Regions from separate parts of the Mus musculus genome. Here region 2 is linked to region 1. Evidence: chromatin loops called from intact Hi-C (ENCODE). Cell type or tissue: left cerebral cortex. All regions are shown on one strand. Links, peaks and the distances in the headings refer to the core of each region. The heading gives the core; the rest is flanking DNA. Region 1 holds the start of D17H6S56E-5 (DNA segment, Chr 17, human D6S56E 5). Region 2 holds the start of Ddx39b (DEAD box helicase 39b).

Region 1 (2,900 bases), core at 266-2,765:
ACACAGTACACAAGAGATTATCCCAACAGGCCTTTCTCCCCCAACCCCCCTTTCTTTTCTTCTTCTTTTTTTCTTGGTTTTTCGAGACAGGGTTTCTCTGTGTAGCTCTGGCTGTCCTCGAACTCAAGAAATCCGCCTGCCTCTGCCTCACACTCATAAGTGCTGGGATTAAAGGCATGCGCCACCACTGCCAGGCTAGCAGTGGCCTCTCAAAAGCACTGCGAACTTATGTTTTCCCTCTAGGTTTGAGCTTTAGTAGACCAGCTGGAGTGCTTCTGCCTTTGGGTCCCCTGCCCTTCCTTCACGTGACTCCATGTCAGGCAGTGAGCGCTCAGCACCTAGAGCCCCTTTCCTGTTTTACCTGGGTTAGATCCGAGGATCTTCCGCGAACTGGCGGTGCACTCCGTTACCAAAAGCCTGACATGGCCTTGAGCACACCCCATCAGTACGCTTTCTAAAAGCATAAGATAAATACAAGCAAGAGACGCGGAACGCACGGTGCATTTACCAACGCCAGGGAATTACCAACCTTTCATTCCCTACAGCAACAGCTCCCAGCAGCCAGGCACTGCTTGTGAAAGACCCCCAAGCTGGGTAGTCAATCACTCTGAGGAGACCCTCCCAAGGATCAGCGAGGCCACGATTCGGATGCAACAGCAAAAGGCTTTATTGGGAACACGGGTACCCGGGCGACTCAGTCTATCGGATGACTGGCGCGCCGAGTGTGGAGTACTTACCCTTCTTATAGGGCTAGGGCTGGGGGGCAAAAAGCGCGGGTACAGAAGCGAGAAGCGAGCTGATTGGTTAGTTTAAATAAGGCTTGGGGTATTTCCCGGTCATTTGGGGAACCTGAAACTGAGGTGGGACTTTCCAGAAACTGTTGCTGGTTTCGCTTTATCTGAGTACCATCTGTTCTTGGCCCTGAGCCGGGGCCCAGGTGCTTGACCACAGATATCCTGTTTGGCCCCTGTCCCGGTATTATTCAGCCTTATTCTTTAACTAAACTTCCTTGTAACTTTTGAGAACTCAGCTCTGGTACTTTATCATGCCTTGCAAAATGGCGTTACTGCAGCTAACTTGCTAAGCCTTATGGTGGGGTCTTTCACTTGGAGCAGCCCGAGATTCTGCAGCTCGCCCTGCAAAAGGCGGAAACCTGGGACCAAGCACGCACTCCAGACACTAGGGCTTTCGTTTTCCCGCGCTCTAGACACGAAGACCCCGGGCTGCCCGCGGCGGCGCCTGACCCGAGGGCCACGGGCTGCCCGCGGCGGCGCCTGACCCAGACCCAGGCTCGTCCCGGCACGCGGGTTCCCGTCTCCGTGCTGCACGAGCCACTCTGGCCCCTGCTTGACCCGTCCGGCAGCGGTGGGCCGCGCACGGACCCTCGGGATCGCGCACGCACAGGCGGGGCCCGGCAGCCCTGCGAGGACCCGAGTCCGGAAACGTGCGCTGTCACAAAGGGGGGGACACGTGGGTGCCGCTGTCCCGGCCGCGTTCTCCCGCAGCGGGAGAGCTGCCTCCGCTGCCCGCCACCTCCACCCCGGCCGCCCTGTGGGGCCGCGGCCGTAGCCGGCCGAGTGTGATCGCCGCCTTCAGTACGTACACGCGGCGCGGCCTCCCCTCTCCAACCCGAGGGGGCGGGCGATCGGGGTCCCGCCTCCTCCTCTAGGCGCTGCTGGCGGCTGCTCGGCCAGGCCTAGGGTCCGGCCGGGCGCCTGCGTACCTTGCAGCACGTGCTCAGGTCCCCTCCTCAATCTGCCGGGTCTCTCCTCAGGTCACTGCACCGCGTTCGGACCCTGCACAGCCATGTCCATCCTCTACGTCTCTCCTCACCCCGACGCCTTCCCCAGCCTCCGAGCCCTCATCGCTGCCCGATACGGGGAAGCTGGTGACGGTCCCGGGTGGGGAGGCCCTCACCCCCGCATCTGCTTGCAGCCTCCCCCGAGCAGCCGGACTCCATTCCCTCCGCCTCGCCTGCCCGCCCTGGAGCAGGGACCTGGCGGCCTGTGGGTGTGGGGGGCCCCGGCTGTAGCTCAGCTGTTGTGGCCTGCAGGCCTGGGGGGACCCGGGGGCAGCCGGGCAGCTGTCCTGGTCCAGCAGTGGGTCAGTTATGCTGACACGGAGCTCATACCCGCTGCCTGCGGGGCGACCCTGCCTGCCCTGGGACTTCGAGGTCCTGGTCAGGATCCCCAGGTGAGAGGGAAGAAAAAGGGAGAAATTCTGACTACACAAACAGGATTGGGAAGAATCCCACGAAAAAAGTCGGTTGTCAGGCGGTCGCATCTCTGCCTGCCACCTGGTGTAGTAACTTTGGGAACACTTTTTCTCGAGCCTTGGTCTTCTATGTCTGAGAATGCAAGATGATGAAATCTCTTCCTTCCTCCGGGGGTGTGATACATGAGCGCCCGGGAGTGGAGCGTGGTTTTGCTGTTTTCACTACGTTTGGAGTGTGTGTGTGTGTGTGTGTGTGTGTGTGTGTGTGTCTTTAAATTAGGTCTCGCTCTAACTGAATGGCTCGGAACGAACGCACTGGTGTGCCAAGCATTCCCAAGTCTGTCTTTGGGTTTCTGTTGCCATGTTTAAAACAACATGACCAAAAGCGCCTTGGGAAAGAAAGGAATTGTTTCAGGTTACAGCTCTCCATCACTGAAGGAAGTCAGACCAGTGACTGGAAGCAGAAACAAAAAGAGGCCGTGCAGGACCGATACTTTCTGGCTCACTTTCCACAGCTTGTTCAGCCTGCTCTTTTATACCGTCCAGGGCTGCTTTGCCAGGGGTGGTATCCCCTACAATGGACTGGCCCTCCACATAATCATTAGTTAAGAAAACGTCCCCACACGCTTACCCACAGGCCAGTCTGGTGGGGACATTTTCCCAATTGAGTTTCCCACTTCGCACGG
Region 2 (2,900 bases), core at 256-2,755, 240 kb after region 1:
AACTCAGTAACAGAGAAAGGAAGAAAAAAATGGCAAGACAGATGAGGGGCACTCACCTTGCTGTGGCCCCAGTGGCCCAGGTTTTAAGCATTGTTAAAATCACAGCCAGCTGTTAAGACAATCCCTTCCTGCCCTGGCTACCTTAACGAGGACTGTCAGCATGGCCATTTTGAATCTTCTATAAAGTCTTTGAGGAAACCACACAGCTAATGGCTCAGCCAGGATTGTTTCTGTCCTCTCTCTCCTCCCCCAGTGGAGGGTGGAACTTCCCATAGTCCAGTAGCAGGAAGATGTGTTATCACTGATGCCAAAGGGACAATATTATGATTGGTGCAAACACAAGTCTTCATTTGCACGAGTTTGCTGTTTGCTGTGTTTGGTGCAAACACCCTTTGCTGGCTGTAAAGCAGAAAGTTTGGCTCACTTGGGTCAGCTGGGACAAACCTTACTATGCTACCCTCCACAATGTCACATTAGGTCCAGTAACAGGAAGACAGTGGCTAAGAGCCCGCCAACTAGGTCACTAGGAGAGTTCCTGGAAACGCTTCAAAGCTAAAGGCCCAGGTACCGCACTTTCTGGAGCTACAGTTCGTAATAAGTTACCAGGGCCGAGGAATTCCCACTCCTCTCTGATTTATACAAAACCCGCCGGCCTGCTGCTTAGGGCTGCCAAATGCGGAGGGATCAAAAGCTACCAAGCCCCAGCCCAGAGAGCTTATGCGTTGAGCAGGACACAGCCAGCTGGTTGGCAACACTGATACTTAGTGTTACTTTGTATTAATATTAAGTGTCCTTAATAGGGAAAGCCCGAGCTTGTGTTTATGTAGCAAGGCAACAGGACAACACTTCTGCTATATGTAACATCTCAAAGGGAATACCACATGGGGGGAGGGGGATGTCCAGGCTGAATAATGGAACTGAGATTATTCTGCTGCTCTAGTTAGCAAGAATTATGGAAAGGTGCATAACCTCAAACCCCACCATTTATTTAGCACCTAGACAGAATGTAAGCCTCCATCTTTCGATATAATTTTGGGTAAATCCTGCCTATTCTCTGCACGACTGTAATGGGCGTGGTCACGTGTCCCCCTCCCCTCCAGCAGAGGCCCGAGTTAGCCGCTCTCGGGTCACCTTGACTACGAGGCTAAGGACCCCGTGAGAAACGCTTCTCATTCGATCGCGGAGTCCTCCATGCCCACAGAGAGGTGCCCAGGGAGAAGCCTGGCGTGGCAAACAAAACTAAAGTAGAGCCGACCGTCGGAGGGTGTTGCATAAGCGTAGAAGAACAAAATGGAGAGCTCTGCGGGGGAAGACGTGAGTTTCCTGTCGCGCTCTTGCTACTGGCGACCGGAGGAGGCGTCGTCTGAAGCTTCATTTCAAGTGGGCGTTCTGCAAAGCCAGCCGCGGAGCGCGCGCGGCGAAAGCCTGCTTCCGGCTCCTTGCGCGTGCGCCCTGGCGGCCGGGAAGGCGGGAGGCCGGGGCGAGCCTGGAACCGGAAGTGAAGGCAGCTTCCCGCCTCCGTCCCCGTTGCTGCCGCCATACACGCTCGCAGTGCTTAGGTAAGCTTTGGCCCTGTGCACCATCCACCGCCATCTGCTTCTCCCGCGGCTCGCCCCGCCGCGCGGGTCCCTGATACCCGGTGCCGGGCCGGCGCCGTGGCCGCCGGCGCGCAGGCGGGCGTCCAGTTCTGTTGTCTTCACCCCTTTCTGAGAGCAGATCTTGGCGGGGAGCTGGGAGACAAGGGGGGAACGATCCAAAATGGTGGCCTCGGCCGCCATTGTGTCTCCGCGCTTCCTGGGTGTTCCAGTGGGTCCTCTGCCCACCCGGGGCCGCGGCGGCCGGAGGCGGCGCCAGGAGGAGGGCGGGGCCCCTCGCATCTCCCCTCCGGGCCTTTTCTTGCTCGCCCAGGGATGGGAAGATCTCGCTCCGGGGCCCGTCCAGCCCTTTGACCCCGCTTTCGCTGCCTTATTTGGAGCTCTCTGTGAATGGCTGCCTCTGTGCGTGGCCGATGGTGTCGCGCACTTCTGGGGAAGCTTTTCCGAGAGCACTGCAAGGCGTTCCTTTCTAAGGCCACCCGGCTCACACTCTTAATCCTGCATCGTTCTCAGCTGTGACCTTAATTCCTTAGTGCGACTTTTAAAATTAACTTTGGCAGCGCTGAGCCGAACCTTGCGGCCTCTCGCGTTACTAAGCAAGCACTGCCATTGAACTGCACACACCCATCTTTTTCAAAACAAAAAAATTTTTTTTTTCTTGAAATGGAGCCATTCATACACTTCCCACCCTCCGCCCCGCACCACCCTCCTTCCTGCTTCTGTTCCCCGGTCCAGGTGTGCGCCGCTGGGACGGCCACTCGGGGGTTTCTGAGCAAGAGAATAGCGGCAGCCACATGATGTTTGCATTTGGGAAGTGAGCGCTCTGCGCAGTGCTGACCCTTATCTATCACCCTTGACTGATGGCTGACGTTGGGGATCACCACCGTGAGGTGGCAGGAGAAAGCGCAGTCTCTGTCTTCCCTTGTCCTTTGTGTCTCAACCCTCGTGTGAGTCGTTAGTCACGCTCATTTTACTGCGGTCTCCCAGTTGGCTCCTGCCTGTCGAAGTGTGTGTTACAAAGTCTGGTTAGCGGTGGAGCCCACTCTGTCTCTCCCGTCTGGTGTTCCCGTTTCTTATGTCATGAGTCTCTTTGTTAACTCTTCTTTCGGGACAAAGGTTTCACAGTTTAGGGAAGAATAGGACGGGTGTAGGGATCGACGAGAAGTGACGAGTCCATTCGTGACTGATGAGTTTTTCCGGTTTTTTTGTTGTCCCCTCTCCCAGCTCTTCTGTCGGAAACTGGTGTCTTTCCCCTTGCTGTTCTTCAACCCCTCTCTTTGGCCCTTGCTTCCTCACCTGCTCTGG

What was found. Hi-C counts contacts between places; a loop is a spot of excess contacts. Peaks named below come from ENCODE experiments on the same cell type or tissue, not always from the same donor. Only the 100,000 strongest peaks of a DNase experiment are listed, where the experiment ranks them.
Region 2: it touches region 1 in a loop (4-fold over the local background); 12 of 42 quality-filtered maps call a loop at or near these places.

What each region holds. Positions count from the first base shown.
Region 1 is chr17:34,999,638-35,002,537 of GRCm38, forward strand. D17H6S56E-5 (DNA segment, Chr 17, human D6S56E 5) reads right to left here and starts at 1,109. Exons shown (of 2, transcript NM_033075.3): 1 at 530-1,109. The coding sequence starts at 536. It overlaps Vars (valyl-tRNA synthetase), which reads left to right and starts at 1,270. Exons shown (of 30, transcript NM_011690.3): 1 at 1,270-1,595; 2 at 1,775-2,193. The coding sequence starts at 1,807. In left cerebral cortex, for the core only: no CTCF peak of the experiment used is centred there; DNase peaks (open chromatin) are centred at 1,296, 1,363, 2,000 and 2,406; H3K4me3 peaks cover 2,072 bases; H3K27ac peaks cover 1,201 bases.
Region 2 is chr17:35,240,294-35,243,193 of GRCm38, forward strand. It overlaps Ddx39b (DEAD box helicase 39b), which reads left to right and starts at 1,453. Exons shown (of 11, transcript NM_019693.3): 1 at 1,453-1,559; 2 at 2,820-2,900. LOC115488830 (a small nucleolar RNA gene) reads left to right here and starts at 2,385; the gene lies at 2,385-2,461. In left cerebral cortex, for the core only: CTCF peaks have their summits at 1,378 and 2,333; DNase peaks (open chromatin) are centred at 1,210, 1,401, 1,755 and 2,420; H3K4me3 peaks cover 2,149 bases; H3K27ac peaks cover 2,500 bases.